2 separate regions of the Homo sapiens genome follow, and region 1 is linked to region 2. A link is a loop called in an ENCODE intact Hi-C map of the cell type or tissue named here. Cell type or tissue: ascending aorta. All regions are shown on one strand. Links, peaks and the distances in the headings refer to the core of each region. The heading gives the core; the rest is flanking DNA. Region 1 overlaps C1orf87 (chromosome 1 open reading frame 87). Region 2 overlaps LINC02778 (long intergenic non-protein coding RNA 2778).

Region 1 (8,342 bases), core at 56-8,055, 140 kb before region 2:
ATCTGAGGGTGATTTCAGGGGAAAGAGAACAAGATGGGATCCAATAAGATCCATAGATAAATTCTAAAGCAATTTAGGCTTTTCTTTGTAACTTTAAAACTTGTAAGGCCAATTTTTGAAACACTGGGGGTGCCTAGCAAAAGTAACTTCTAATTGTCCTGAGTTCTTTTTATCTTGTTAAAGTCTCCAAACACATTCCTAAACATGCAGGGATTAAACAGCTTATTTTCAAAATGCATTTCTCTAAATGTATTTATAGATGTTCTTTGGTATCTGCAGGGATTAGGTCCATAATATTCCCCTCCCCAACAGTGATACCTACACCCATGGATGCTCAAGCCCCGATATAAAATGGAGTAGTATTTGCATGTAACCTATACACATTCTCCCATGTACTTTAAACCATCTCTAGATTACTTGTAACACCTAATACAATGCAATTGCAATGCAAATAGTTGTTATACTGTGTTTTAAAATTTGTACTTTTTTTTGTTGTCGTGTCATTATATTTTATTTCTATTTTTTAAAATATTTTTGATATGCAGTTGGTTGAATCTGTAGTTGCGGAATACAAAGATGCAGAGGACTGACTGTCCTGTGACTCCCTCCAGCTTGCTGTGCAATCACAGGTGAAGCATCTAACTTCTCATAGCTCAGAGTTTGAATCTGCGTAATAGAGGTGGTAATGTGTATGACTGCAGGATATGCTCTGGTACCCACACATTATATATGCCAATACCAATGTCAGTATGCTTTCCATGTTAAGATTGGATAGATTTTGATGGCTGTTGGGAGGAGTCGCAGTGTAGACCACGGCATCACTGAAGATCAATAACTCACTCATAAGCCCCTAATTGCAAATATCTATGTGTCAGATACTGTGCTTGGGAATACAGAAGATTTAGAGAATTTTTCTGCTACCTCTGGAAGTTCTCTGTCCCGTGGGGGAGAGAAGTTATTCAGAAAATTAACTGGGATACAACAATAATAATTAAACAATATTTAAATATAAAATTTACTATGTTCCAGGAACTGCTCCAAGCATTTCACCAATATTAACTAATTGAATCCTTACAATAACCCATTTCACAGAGGGCAAAACTAAAGCCTAGAGACTGCAAGTCTCTTGATTGCCTAAGGTTAACCACTACAGTACGTTATGGAATGAGGGAAAAGAGATTGCTTCAAGTAGGGGTCTATTTATTTATTTATTTATTTATTTATTTATTTATTTATTTTTTATTTTGAGACAGGGTCTTACTCTGTTGCCTAGGCTGGAGTACAGAGGCACGATCATGGCTCACTGTAGCCTTGATCTCCTGGGCTCAAGGGATCCTCCCACCTAAGCCACATGAGTAGCTGGGATTGCAGGTATGTGCCACCACTCTCAGCTAATATTTTTATTTTTTGTAGTGATGAAGTTTCACTATGTGCCCAGACTGGTCTGGAACTCCTGAGCTCAAGCAACCCTCCCCCTAATGCCTTTCAAAGTGCTGGGATTATAGGCATGTGCCACTGTGCCTGGCCTCTTTTACTCTCCTTCATATGTGCGAACTGTAAGAGTGATGGTGAAATTCCTTCCTAAAGAATCCAGAGGCAGTGCCTTGTCATTTTGCGGAAAGCCACTACTAGTCCATTAGAGTTGGGCAATGGTAGATACTTATCATCTCAGTTTAAGATACCAAATATTACTCATTTTTAAATGTGCAAGTACTATTGTGCATGGTGCCACCTTCTCAACTACTCTCTAATCGCTATTTTTAACAGTAGGCCACAATAGGTGGGGTCCTAATTTATTCTGTTCTATTCCAGTGTGTTCATTTTCTATTCTGTTCTGGTTTGTTCATTGCCTATTTATTGTCTGTCTCTCTTATTAGAACAGTGGTCCTTTCATTTATGTAAACCTCATTCTTTGAGTTGGCCAATTGCATCTTCGAAGTTTTCTGGATAGGATGGCTGCTCTCAGTCCTGTCTAGCTTTGCTTCCTCTGGCCATTTCTCCACACCCTGCCTCTGGAAATATAAGACATGGATTTGGAATAAGTTTATGACTGTAAGAAAAAAAATGAGTGAGGTGTGGTGGCATGCACCAGCTAAGGTGGGAGGATCATTTGAGCCTGGGAGGTCGAGGCTGCAGTGAGTTGTGATCATGCCATTGCATTCTAGCCCAGGCAACGGAGTGAGGCCCCTGTCTTAAATAAATAAATAAATACATAAATACATAAATACATAAATAAATGTCAAAAGAGGAAAGAAAGAGGGAAAGAAGGAAAAGAAAACAGAGGTAATTAAATTGTGTGAAAATCAATAAAATATTAAGTTCACACAGTATCCAGTACTAGTAATCACTCAATAATGTGAAATTTTACTATAGGATAATTATAATAATTATGTCATCAACATTATTTTAAAAATATATAAACAGTATATATGTAATTGCTTATTAAAATAGATAGCATTTAGTTTATATTTTAATTAAAAATTAAAAGTTATGTTAAAAAATACATCTAGGAATCACAGTAGTATTTTCTATCTTCTAAGCTTTACCATTGATAGAAGATGCCTAGAGTCAAACAAAAAGTCCACTGAATGAAATTTGTATCTGTCTAATTTACTCTGTCATTAGGGGATGCCCAGAACAGCTGCATAAAATAGCCCTTACAATCCATCTTAGTGTTGGAAAGCCTGTCTTTTCTAACCAGAACCAAAATAAAAAAATAATAAGAATCCTTTTTTTTTTTTTTTTTTTGAGATGGAGTTTTGCTCTTGTTGCCCAGGCTGGAGTGCAGTGGCATGATCCCGGTTCACTGCAACCTCCACTTCCTGGGTTCAAGTGATTTTCCTGCCTCAGCCTCCCAAGTAGCTGGGACTACAGGTGCCTGCCACCACAGCCGGCTCATTTTTGTATTTTTAGTAGAAACGGGGTTTCACCATGTTGGCCAGGCTGGTCTCGAACTCCTGACCTCAGGTGATCCACCTGCCTTGGCCTCCCAAAGTGCTGGGATTACAGGCGTGAGCCACTGCACCCCACCATAAGAACATTTTCAACATCAACTTCATTGTACAGTATATAAAGAACTTTCAATCTTTTATCTCATTTGATCCGTTCTCAAATCTGGGAAGTATGTTTTATTATTATCAGTTTTACTTTGTAGATGAGGAAACAGGTGAAGAGAATGTAAGTGACTGGCTTTTACGGATCAACAATGGGTGGAGTCTGGATTTGAATCTAAATCTTCTGATTAAAAAAAAAAATCAAGCAAAATCGTGTGCTCTTTCTAGTATGTCATGGGACTGGGTGTAGTGGGGATTCATGGAGAGCTGGGCTTGAATTATGGCTCACCATCCTACTGGCTATTATTTTATCACTTTGAGCTTGGCTTTCTTCTCTGTAAATAAGGATACTAATCCCTTCAGCATGTTGTTGATGTGAGAATTTAGTGATGTAGTATATGTAAAGTCCGGGCTCATGCAGAGGAATTTCTTTCAGGCTCTCATTGCATTCTCCCTCCTTGAACTCTAAAACACTTTCTATTTAGCTTTCACTTCACTGGGAAAATTCCAAATGCAACATTCACCCAGACATTTATCTTAACCACTGTTTTTTTTTCTTTAGAAAACATGACTAGTTATTCATAATCATTCCTTATCCCTTCTCCTCAAGGCTATTTTGTTGACAACCCCCATTAGAGAATAAGCACAGTAGGTTCCCAGAAGCACTGATGTGATGATGGATGGCCTGTCCTCATCCTGGATGGAGAACATGCTGGCCTACATATTTCTTTGCACATAATAAAGAATAGTGATTCATCCATGGGCAAAGCAGATATCATCTGCTCAGCATCTAGAATGGGGCTATGGTGGTCTGCTAAGTACTGTGGGTTAATAAACCACCAAAGTGACCTCAGTTAATCCTCTTTCCTCATTAAAGACAGTTGTAGATTTTCCCAGATCTGGCTGACACATTCCTTGGCTGTTGAGGAACTAATGAATTTCATGGAAACAGAGAAAACAGGCATAAATAGTGAAGAGGCCATGAGAAAGGCATTTCAAATCTGTCGGAATCTGCCTCCAAAGTCAACAAACTCCGTTTCTCCTCAGAACGGTTCAGAAGCATGAGAAATCTCCCAGTCTTTGGAGAGTGTCTTAGCAACTAAGTTTATGATCCATTATCCATCACAAGTAAGCATTTGTTTCTTTAGCAATGTCATTTTTTTAAAAAATGTTTTGTTATTGCTTGTAACCTCATCACCACTCTCATAGCCCTGTTGTGAATACCCAGACTCAGGGTTATTTCAATAATCTTTTCATCTCCTTCTCTCCAGTACCTTCCCTAAGTCATCCATCTCAGCTTTCATTATGCCTTCCTCCGCATGTACATTTGGATACTGGGTAAAGAATGAAGCCTCATCCTATCCCTTAGGGTTCATAATAGGTTCTCAACTTTACTGTATGTCCAACATCCACCTCCAGCAGTCCTGTCTTGGTACTCGCTTCTCCATCATACTCATTCTCACCTTCTAACTTTTGCAGGAGATGACTTCAAACTCGGGATGACCTGTCCAACTGTCCAAATTCTACCTGAAGTCTCAGCTCAAGTTCTCTCTTTCTTGGAGTCCTCTCTTGGTCCCGGACCTCGCATTAGATGGTCAGCCTCATTTCATACCTTCACTTTCCTTTTGACTCTTGAACTCTTATTTGTGCCTTCATTTGTCTCAAACTCTTGGGCTCAAGTGATCTTCCCACCTCAGCCTCCCAAAGTGCTGGGATTACAGGCATGAGCCACCATGCCCAGCCATGTAACTTCATTTGTAATACTTAATGCTGTGTTTTAATTTTGTTTGTTTACTGGCACTGAACTATTGTTAGTCTCTGTGTCTTACCTAAAGGTAAGCTCCTTGAGGCCAGAGACTATGTCTCATCCTTTCTGGTTTTCCTCTTGGTTCAGCCTCTAACACAGTTCTAGGCTCATAACGTATTTTTAATAAATAACTTTATAATTCAACCAGATGAATCTTTCAATTAAAATTTTCAGGTTTTTTTTTCTCTTTGGTATAATTATTAAGAGTCCCTGGATTTTGTATGGCAATTATACTTCCTCGTGGTCTAGAATTAAGTTGCTTTGGAAATTCAAAGCAAAACAAAAACACACAAAGAGAATGAAAAGACAGACATTGCTATTGTCATATGATTACTTCTAGATGGTACTAATGTGTACACCAACTCTTCATGAACCACAGTATGTAAATAAATAAGACATTTTGGGACCATGTGCTTTTCTATCTGCTCCCTCTTTTCCCAGCACTCTGATGTGGTTCTAGACTTCATTCTCTCTCTCCTTTCCACTTTCCCTTATTTCACTTTCTCCTTCATTCTGCACATAGTCATCAAGGATCCTTCTGAAGTACAACTTCATTACACCACTCCTCTACTTAGAAACTCTCCGTGCTCTCATTATCTTTGAATTGACTCCAAATTCCTTGGTCTGGCATTTAAAATCTTTCAATATCTGGCCCCATTCTTTATTTCCATCTTTATCATTTAATATTCTTTTTAATAGCCCCTATATTGAGCACCCTGCACTGAGCTTCACACACAGCATTTGCACCTTTGCCAGAAAAGGCTACTTCATTCCTTTGTGACCAAACTGCATTTTAAGTTTAATGATCAATTTAACATTAACAAAGCCTTCCATGATGACCCCACCAGGAAGAAATTCACTTTTCTCTGAATGCCCACAGAGCATACTCTAACAACATTTATCACCATCTATCTTGGATTTGGTTATTTACGCACACTGGCTCATGTATTTCTTTCCTCAAAACAAAACTGTGCAAGGTGCCAGGGATAAACAAGGAAGATAGTCTACTGGTGAGATAGTAATAAGCCCCCAAATAAAAATATACAATATGTTGCATATGATGATGGATGTTAAAGAATCCTAAGAAGCCATAGGAAAGTTGGCCTAGATCTGTCTGGGAGTCTCAGGGGAATTGTGTTTGAATTCAAACATAAAAGATGTTTAGGTATTGATTAGCCAGGGGACAAGATGGGGAGTTCGTGGGGGTTGGGGTAAGTAGAGAGGAAACAAAGAGCCCAGATGAAAGGCTGGGAGTTAGAAATGGCACAGGCGTGTGCGAGACAAGGCCTGCTTGAGGCAAGGCAAGTTATTCATTATTACTGGGCAGGACGTGCTGAGAGAATATCAATAGTAGGAGAAGAGATTGGCCAGGTGGATAGGGACCAGATTTTGCCTTGCTAAGGAGTTTGGAGTTCATCCTCTTATCAGTGGGGTATCTCTGAGGTATTTTAATCAGAGGAATTATAAAATTGGATTGTGGGTTTACTTTTTGGCAGTAGGGTGCAGGAAGTATTGGGAATACAGAGAAATTATAAGCAATCTGGTATGGGATTCCTGTCTGATTCGTCTTCATATTTCTGGATTGTGCTCAGCACATTGCAGGGCACATGATTTATATATTAATTGTATCATTTGTTCAAGAGGCAAAAGAAAATGAGGTGCCTACTTTTAGACTAGACCACAAATAGAAACCTATGCCAGCTTTACAATTCATACTTCACCTGTGTTACTCAGATCACACAGGTAGAGGGCATTTTCCAGCTTCCTGAACCTGTCTATCCACGTCTCACATTCCTCAGCCTTGTTCTTCACAGCTGGATTCACGAAGGGCTGGGAGACTGGCCTGATCTTTAAAGGTTTCAGAGGATCTTTGCAGGCTGAAGTTTCAGCAGGAGAGCTTTCTGGCTGCAGCTCCTCTTCTGGAGTTTTCTACCAAAACAACAAAAGCATTGGCAACACATTCACCACCCAGAGCTTCTCCAATCTCTTGGCCAAAGATGAGGCCACACAACTAGCAAGATTTATAGCAAGGTTTGAGTTTGGAAAGCTAAGAGGATGAGCTTCAAATCTTCAGTGCCATAAGATCATATCTGCCAAATCTTGCTGGATACAAACATGTGAAGTGTGTGTGTCTAAAGAGAAGGGTGACATCATGATTTTTATTCAGTTTTCATTTTTGACTTGCATGAAGCAAAGAACTTTGTAACTGACTGAGGCTTTTCATGATGTTCTACTCTGTTTTGTACTAGTGGGGTCTGCAGGGGGTAGACTTCAGACAATGCTCATACTTCTTGAAAGAAATACTTCTGGGTCATGAGTGTGAGGTTTTTGACAAAAGATGATCGAAACAATAATGATGTTATCTTAGGCTTGTGGGTCCATTTCAAAGGATGTTAAAGCACTCTTAGTCTGCCAGTCCTGTTCATTTAGCAAAGGAGGCTGGGGCCCAGAAAGTACAAGTGGTTTACTAAGATCACACACATCTTAGAGTAGACCTAAGACTAGAAGCAGGGCATAAAGGCTAGCTCATCTTAGTATCCTAAATTCATTGCCAGTATAAAATAGAGGTGTTTTAGAATTAAATAGACACATCAGTCCCAGCAGTGCCATATAAGGCATTCTGATCTTTACCATGTGCAGTGAGTGGGCATCTATTATTTGATCTGCCCAGCCCACCTTTTGCAGAAATTGCCCTTCCTGCTGACCCACACAGCTGTGGAAAGAACTGCCATGTTCTATCTGCATAGTTTAGGACTGGGCATCTAATACAAAATGAACCAAAAACCCATTGTCCAGGAATTTTGGTACTATTTGTGAGAGAAAAATGGAGGTGATTATGTGTGAGATATTGGAACTCTAGCAGGTTTTCCATTTTGTGTACTGCAAATGAGAAAAAGCTGGTCTACTGAGAAAGAGAGAGAATATGAAGCTGACAACGAGAGAAGAAAAAAGATATAGGAAGTCTTGATGGTGTTAGAGTCTCTGGTTTTAGTTCATTGTTGCATTTCTGTCCTTTGAGAGTATAATATGCTTCTCTATTCTTCCAATAAATTAAGCTAGTAGAGTTGGTTTTGTTCATTGAAATCTAAATATTCCTAATTAATTCACCATAAAATTATGCCTCTAACTTTTGTATACCATCTGTGTTCCCCCAACTTTCAAATGTCTGAATTTTTCCAATTTTGTACCTTTGTCTCAAACTTCTCGTATATAAGCTGTGAGAATCCCAGAGCCCTAAAGAATTGTAAGTGCAATAAGAAGCCAAATTCTGAGTTGGTTAACAAACATGGATTAAGTTGCTGCTGGGGAATGTAAAGAATTCTTTTGTTTGAGATCATGGAATGCTATATGAAATTGTACCCACATGGATGACAAACAACCAGTACGTCTTAACGGATTCCTATAAAAAGAATTCTACTTTGATAAAATCAATTTTGTGAAAAGCAGAAAGTTTTCATATAGTAAATTAGAATAGTGATTCT
Region 2 (8,342 bases), core at 202-8,201:
AAGTTAGAATGACCACTTTCCGTATGCTCCTGCAGGGACGCTTATTAAAATCTGAGGCCGATGTGTTGCCTCAAGTTGTGTGCAGTGGTGAGCAGGGGACAGCATAGGCCAGCAGCTCTGTAGATAGCAGTGCCCTTTGATTCAGTTGAAGAGACCTCTTTATCCTCAGTTTTGAATCACAATTAGCACCAGTTGTTGGTAGCCATTTCATTTTAAGTTTCATTTTGTGGGCACCAACGTGGAGCTTTCATTCTGGCAGTCTGAAGTTTATATGACACTCAACAAGTCTACAAAAATTATAGGAGGGAGTGTGGTGAGGAACGTATCTTTTAACTTTTACTTCTCTTCCACCACTTTCTCATCATCATATGTATTAGATAATATTTGTTACTGGCATCAGTCCTTGTCTAGCCCAGCCAACCCGTGGAGAGAATGAAGGCACCTCATGAAACTGGAAAAGACAGAAACAATAAAAGATAGAAATCTACTCTTGGCTGTTTTAGGAACTTTGTGGATTGTAGGAAAGCTACTAGGATATTGATGCCTGCTTTGAGGCCACGTGGCTGCCAGTGAAATACCAGGCTTCAGTTTCAGGTTTAGAACATCTGTGAAAGGCACAATTCTAAGAATGATTTCCAATGAGCTGCTTCCTCGTCTACCCTTCCCACTGAGTGTTGATGGAACCTGTGGATATGATGACATATCACTCCTGTAATTATGATGTATTTTATGACAAAAGGGAGATTACGTGGGTGACTCCAATATAATCACATGAACCCTTTAAAAGCAAATATTTTTTTTTCTGGCTGCTATTAGAAGGAGAAGTTAGAAGATTAGAAAAGTATGAGAAAGATTCGATGCATTGTTACCAGCTTAAAGCTAGAGGGGGCCACGTGGCAAAGAATGTGAGTAATTTCTAGAAGCTGAGCAACCACAGCTGACAGCCAGCAAGGAAACAGGACTCAATCCTACAACCATGAGGAACTGACTTCTGCTAATAATGGGAATTAGTTTGGAAGAAGTCCCTGAGCCCTAGACGAGAACACAGCCAGCTGACACCTTAATTTCAGCCTAAGCAGGGAACCCTCAATACCAGACTTCAGCCCTACAAAGCTGAGAGATTAAAAAATGGGTACTGTGTTAAGCTGCTAAATTTGAGGTTTGTTTGTTTGTTTTCAGCAACAGAAAATGAATGAAATATCCAAGGGCGGAAATAGTTTTAACTGCACATTTACAGTCCAACATGAGTTCATTCCGAACATCATTTCTTACTTGCTAGGTAACTTTGGGATTAACTTCTCTAAATATTTATTTCATCGTCTATAAAAGGGATAAAATAATACCTGCCTGACTTCTAAGATTGTTGCCGCAGTTAAGTGATATACAGCTTATATGACACCTGACATAAAATAGATGTTATTTCCTATTCTCTAGTAAGACTGATCATGGCAAGTCACTCAGAAAAGATAGAAATAGTCCATAATAGATATTATGACTTGCAGGAATTAGAACCATAGACGTCTTTGGAAGGGGAGCAGGATGGAACTCAGGAGAGAAGCATCTGGGTACAAGTTAAGGAAGTACACCATGCTTCTGATGGTTTGGAACCAGAATAGATCCCAAGAGGTCCAGGATCACTGGTAAGACTTAGTGGCGAAAGCCATGAGTCATAGAGTCCCACACATTCTGCTCTAGATGTAATTGAGAAATCTACAGACTGGCAGGGTTGCCAACCTGCCTTTAGTGTTGATTAAAGGCTGAGAGATTTTGCCTGCTATGCTTTCCGAAGTGGAGTTTTGGTAGGCTTGATTCCAAAGGCATGAAGGGGATGCTTAGTGAATGAGAGATAATTCACATTTTCATATAGAACAGAGACAATTAAGGCTAATACGTATAATAACATTTCTCATGTATTTTGTTTCCTCTAACAGTTTGTTGGAGGAGGAATTGCAGTATACTTAAAAGAGAAAGGATTTTTACATTAGAAAAATCTGGCATTACCTATATCTTTGCAATTGGTTAATTGACCTTCAGTAAGCCCTTAGCTTCCTGTTGAACAAGAGTGTCTGTTTCTCAATGGGTAATAGGATGAAATGAGATAAACATAGGTAAGATGTCTAGAATCATGGTTTAGAATTGTTAAGTCCCAAGGCTACCATGCAATTCATATGTGCTTCAGTTTCCTTAGCTATAAAATGGACATAATAATAGTTCCTAGATCATTCTCTTTCTGTGAGAATAAAGTATATGAGGTACTTTGCATAGATCCTGGCCTGTTGTAACCAAGAATTAGAAGGGAACTATTATTTGCGGTAGTATGGGTGCCTAGCCTGCAGTACCTTTTAAATTGGTAGCTATTTTTCATTTGTTAAACTCTGTCTGGATTTCTGTATTTACTCAAGTAAATACTTAAAAAACAAGCCCAAAAGATGTTTGTATATTTCCTTTATGGACAGTTGGATGGGAAAAAAAAAACACTTGGTTCTAGTGCACACCTACACTGTAGGAAAATAAGTTAGTGGGAGAGGGCAGTGGTCTGAAATTTGGAATTACAAAATTCTTATAATCGTCAGAGATAAAACATTGCAGATCTGATTACTCCTCTGCAAAAACAAAACAAAACAAAACAAAACAAAACAAAAAACTTTCAAAGATTCACATTTCTACATTGCCCCTAAGAAAAAAGTCTTTTCAGTCATTTATTTATTCATTCATCTATGAAATATTAATTGAACCCTTAGTATGCACAGTAATTGTTCAAGGTACTGAATTACAACAGTGAACAAAGAAGATACAAAATTTCTGCCCTTCTAGACTACATTTTATTAAGGAGAGGCAGGAAATAGACAAGATAGTCAGATCAGGATAAGCGCAAAAGAGTAAAACAAGTTAAAAAGAAGGGCAAGAAATTTAAGGAAAGAGAATTATCTCCCATTTTAAATAGGATTGTTAATGCATGTCTCGTAAAGGAAGGGCCATGGAAGCAAAGGTTGGAAGGAGAAGAGGCAGTGAGCCAGATGAATACCTGGGGAAAGGACGTTCTATGAAGAGGGCATCTGGCTTAAAAGGCTCTGCGTGCTCTGGCTCTGGCTACACCAATCAGAACCATGCTCATTACAATACCAGGGACAGCCTTTAGCAATCCACCGAAGTCAGTATTTAAGCTATACCATACTTGATTCTCCAAGTTTAAATAGAGCCCAGCAAGCAATCTGGTCTGATAACATCTCAAAAGCCCATTTTGTTCGATATTACAATTAGTAGGTATTTATTAAATAGTTACTATTTGACAGGCAGTGTCATTAGTGCTGAGAACAACTCAGTGAATTAAATAGGTGAGGTCTTCTGTTCATAAAGAGCTGACATTCCAGTAGTAGGGACATATATTTAAACAAAATTATGGAAACTAGTTATGTTATGTATATTTTATCACAATACAAATATATTAAATACCTGACCTCAAAGGCAGACCTGTCTGTAACAACTTGAATTCTTCTGTTTACCTGAGTACTTTTTCCTTCTTCTCCTTCTCCTTCTTCTTCTTTTTCTTCTTTTTCTCTTCTTTATCTTCTTCTTTTTTTTCTTTTTTTGATACAGTGTCTCACTCTGTCTCCCAGGCTGGAGTGAAGTGGCGTGATCATAGCGAGCTCACTGCAGCCTCAAACTCCTTGGTGCGAGGGACCCTCCTGCCTCAGGTAATTTTTTGAAAAATTTTTTGGTAGAGACAGGATCTCTCTATGTTACCCAGGCTGGTCTTGAACTCCTGGCCTCAAGTGACCCTCCTGCCTCGGCTTCCCAATGTGTTGGGATTATAGGCCTGATGTCTTAAATGTCACGTCACACACTGAGGAGGCAGCAACAGTAGACTGCCCACTTTTTCTGCCCCTCCTGAAACCACTTCCTATTTCTCATGCCTTTGAAACTACAAAAATGGCATGGTTTCCTCCCTTCTCTCATTAAAAACATGTGTGCAGGACAAAACTGCACCACCCTGGCGCTGTACCATAAATAGTGAAAGCCAGAGGAAAATATGTCATTTAGTGGCTGCTTATGCTTCACGTCTCCTGCGGGCACCCAGAAGCCTCTCCCCAGCCTCGCTGGTTTTGTTTTTATTGAACTGATTTCTTTTATGGAATGTGTGCTTCTAATTCTTAATTTTAAGGTCAACATCTTTCCTGACTGGCACTGTAAATGTTTAACAAGTATGACTGAACCATTCTTGGTTTCCTACTTTTATTTTCCAGCATGTGTCAGAAAAGCAGGCCGGTAGATCAAACGCCCAGGTCGAATGCTTTGAAGTTAATGTCATAATAGATGTTATAGCACAAAGATCCAACACCTTCTTCCAAGAAGCTTGAACAGGAGCAGGCAAGAATATTAACCATTTAGAGACTGGACAGCAATGTCTCATTGATTCACATGTTCTAGAGCACCAGCTCCACCTGTTTATGCACCAGAACGGGGATGGGAAGAAACACAGCCTTTGGATGTTTGCAAATCCCGGTTTGTCCACTCTTCTAATCATTGGACAATGAGCAAAAAACTACATTTCACTGAACTACAATTTTCTGATCGTGAATATGGGGAGGGTTATTAAAAGAAGTAAAAAGTGTATATAAAACTCAACTAGCATAGCATAATAGCTCAATGAAATAATAAGCATGATAGCACAAAAAAGTTCAAGAAAAAAAAATTAATATAAGCCACAACAATAATCAGAAACTGCTCTTCAGAAAAGAAGGTGAAGCAGATGGCTGAAGTGGTGATTCAGCAATGTAGATCAGGCAAGGGATAGAGCTGGCCAAACACTTTAGAGCCTGCATCTTCCTTCTGTTAGCCACAAGGCTTGTTGCCAAAGCACTTAGAGAAAGTGGCCTCCCAAGTCAGGCTCCTTCTGGACTTATTTTCTGGTAAAGTTCTAGCTTTGGGATTTCATGTCACCTTTCTGCTAGCTGCCAATGGACTTCTCAGACTCAAGTAGGTGAATTCCCAAGGGCAGAAAATATTACAGACACACACTTGTTGCTTACTAGTATCGTAGAATTTTTAAATCTGGGAAATATTATGCAATCTTTTTGTTCAATTCTCTGATTTATAGTTTAGAGTGGAAAGAACTCCTTTTATTCCTGTGATAAAAATGCTGTATTTTAGTCATAAAAAATCTAACAAGAAAAAGCAGCATGATGAAGAAAATAAAAATCACTAAGAATTACATGAGAAAATAAGTGTTAATATTTTTGTAAAGATTATTTGAAATATTTAATGTCGTAACCATCACACTTTTTTTAAAAAAAAGGACTTATTGAATGGAATCAGAGAGCATCTTTATGTTTTAAAACTTTATTCACTGAGGGATATTCTTCTGTTCTCAAGAAACTTTAGATGAACTGTAACCCTTCTGATCAAAAGCACCGCAGATTTAAGATGAAAGTTAAGTCTCCCTCCTTGTCCTAGATTTAAGCATGTCTACTTGCAGTGGGAAAACCATGGGTCATGCTGAGAGTTCCTGTTCCTCTGTTGCTGGGGATTTCTTGATCAGGCCTCAGTCCCTAGGAATCAGGGTGTCTATTGTGACTTCTGAGTGCTGCAGACCTTTGCTCCTCTATGCAGTAGGAAGTCCTATTATGCAGAACCTAACACTATCTGTCCATGGACTTTCTCTCACATTCCATGGGAAATATATTCATTCATATTTTTTGCCTGAACAATTCTGGGAATGCAGGCCAATCCTGATGCAGCAGCAATGGTACATTCTCTAGATTTTTAAGGAAGAGCCGGACATACGTCTACTAAGTATTCCTAATTTTCAGAGACATATTCCAAGTTCTAGGAGCATATACATTAAAGGAAAACCCTTTCTCTTTACCAGAAGTGAGGGGACAATACCCCACTTCCTCCTTGGTGGTAAATGGGGTATAGAGATACTCATTGCACTGCTTGTTCATTTATTCAACACTGCATACCAAAGCAGCACAAAACCCAGAGGTTTGAGATCACAATTTATGATCTCATATGGCTCTGGAGCATTGATTGGGTTGAGGTGGTCATTTCTTATTTGAGGTGTCTTATGGGATCTTAGTCAAATAGTCATTGAAACTAGAGTCACCTGAAGCCTTCTTCAAACACTTAAAGTATCTGGAGTTGGGGGAGGATGGGCATTTTTCTCTCTCCACATTGCCTTTCCAACTGGCTTGCTTAGCCTTCTGCATTACATAATGGTCTCAGGGTAGTTGGACTTTCTTACATGGCAGCTGGCTTCCCCCAGAGGGAGTGTTTCAAGATAAGTATGTGTTTTGTTAAAACAGGTGTTTTTTGTTGTTGTTTTGTTTTGTTTTTCTTATGGCTCAGTACCAGCCTATGGTCAATTAAAAAAAATTCCAGGTGCACTAGAGAAGACTGTATCATTTGCAGTTGTTGGATGTTAATATGGTTTGGCTGTGTCCCCACCCAAATCTCATGTCAAATTGTGATTCCCAATATTGGGGGAGGGACCTGGTGGGAGGTGATTGGATCATGAGGGTGGATTTCCTCCATGCTGTTCTCATGATAGTGAGTGAGTTCTCATGAAATCTGGTTGTTTAAAAGCCTGTAACACTTCCCCCTTCACTCTCTATGTCCTGCTCTGCCATCGTAAGACGTGCTTGCTTCCCTTTCACCTTCCACCATGAGTGTAACTTTCCTGAGGCCTCCCAGCCATGCTTCCTTTACAGCATGCAGAACTGTGAGTCAATTAAACATCTTTTCTTCAAAAATTACCCGGTCTCAGGTAGTTCTTTATAGCAGTGTGAAAACAGACTAAAACAGATATAGTATACTATAGATATTAATAACTGTAATTGTGTTATTTATATTTTCTATAGCCTTGCTGATTTTTTTGTATCTTTTTTCTATACTTACTGAGAGGTATGTTAAACTCTTTAACTACAATTGAGGATTTGTCTTTTTCTGTGTTCTATTTTGTCGTATTTTGCTTTATATATTTTGAATCTATATTATTACATGTTTACAAATTCAGGGTGGTTATATCTTTCTGTGTACTGACCCCTTTATCATTATAAAAGTCTTTTTAGCTCTAGGAATCATTATTGTCTGATAGCTTGCTTTCTCTGACACAAGTATACCAGTTTCTTGTTTGTTATTGTTTATATATGTTTTTCCATTCTTTCAGTTCCCTTTTTTTTATATTTTATTTGAACAGTGTCTTTTGGAGACAGCATATAGTTGGGCAATTTTTTTTAGTTCAATCTGACAATATCTGCGTTCTAACTGGAATGTTTTGTCCATTTACATTTAAAATAATGTTAATGTAATTGGATTTGACTTTACTAGCTTGCTATTTGTTTTCATTTTGGACCATCTGTTCCATGTTACTTTATTTTTCCTCCTTTTTTTGGAACACTCACTTTTGAATTATTCAATATTTCCTCTTGTACTCATTTTTATTTAAGTATATTTATTTTTTAGGTGGTTACCCTAGAGACTACAGCATTAATTCTTAAGTTATTACAATAATTTTAAATAAGAACTTTTACCACTCTAAATACACAGATCTTAAAACAGTGTAACCTCATTTACCTCCTTCCCACCCATTTTACTATTATTCTCATGTAATTTACTTCTATGTATGTCATAACTTTCTAAAGATATTATCATTTCAATGAGCCCATATGCTTTATTTTTAACTACATGCTTACCCCTTCTAGTTCTTCATTTTTCTCTTACAGTTTTGTTCTTCCATATGGGTTCATTTTCTTTCAGACAGAATTTTCTTTAAGGCTTCTTTAATTTTTGGTCTGTTGCTGATTAATACTTCTGGCATTTTTTTGGTCTAAAAGGATCACTATATGGGCTTCCTTTTTGGAAAATATGTTCGCTAGGTACAAATTAAAGGTTGACAAATTTTTCTTTCAGCACTTTAAAAACATAACCCATTTTCTTCTGGCTTCCATAGGTTCTATTAAAGAAGGTACTGTCAGTTTTATTGTTACTCCTTGCTAGGCAAGTGTCTTTTTTTTTCTGGCTGCTTTTAGCATTCTCTTTGTCTCTCTACCTCTTCTTATACACACACACGTATGTATATGTGTGCATGTGTGTGTGTAAATATATTTTTATATACATACATATATACTCTATGTCTACATCTATATTTATCTATCTATAGCTATATATCATGTCTTTGGTTTTCAGAAATTCGATTAGATAAGTTTTTAACCTGCTTGGAGTTTATGGAGATTCTTGAATTGGTTGGGGGGTTTTCTGTGATGCATTTTGAAAACTCTCTTCTAGTAGATCTTCAAATATTTCATTTGTGTCTTTTGCTCTCTGCTCCTCTTTTGGTACTC

The links. Hi-C counts contacts between places; a loop is a spot of excess contacts. Peaks named below come from ENCODE experiments on the same cell type or tissue, not always from the same donor. Only the 100,000 strongest peaks of a DNase experiment are listed, where the experiment ranks them.
Region 1: it touches region 2 in a loop (2.5-fold over the local background); 5 of 110 quality-filtered maps call a loop at or near these places.

Annotation. Positions count from the first base shown.
Region 1 is chr1:59,991,028-59,999,369 of GRCh38, forward strand. C1orf87 (chromosome 1 open reading frame 87) reads right to left here. Exons shown (of 12, transcript NM_152377.3): 11 at 6,582-6,789. Among named protein-coding and RNA genes, the nearest start is that of CYP2J2, 68 kb to the left of the region's middle. In ascending aorta, for the core only: no CTCF peak of the experiment used is centred there; DNase peaks (open chromatin) are centred at 3,744 and 4,055; H3K27ac peaks cover 3,587 bases.
Region 2 is chr1:60,129,227-60,137,568 of GRCh38, forward strand. All of the region lies in intron 1 of LINC02778 (long intergenic non-protein coding RNA 2778), which reads left to right. Among named protein-coding and RNA genes, the nearest start is that of LINC02778, 19 kb to the left of the region's middle. In ascending aorta, for the core only: no CTCF peak of the experiment used is centred there; DNase peaks (open chromatin) are centred at 1,705 and 3,975; H3K4me3 peaks cover 621 bases; H3K27ac peaks cover 2,743 bases.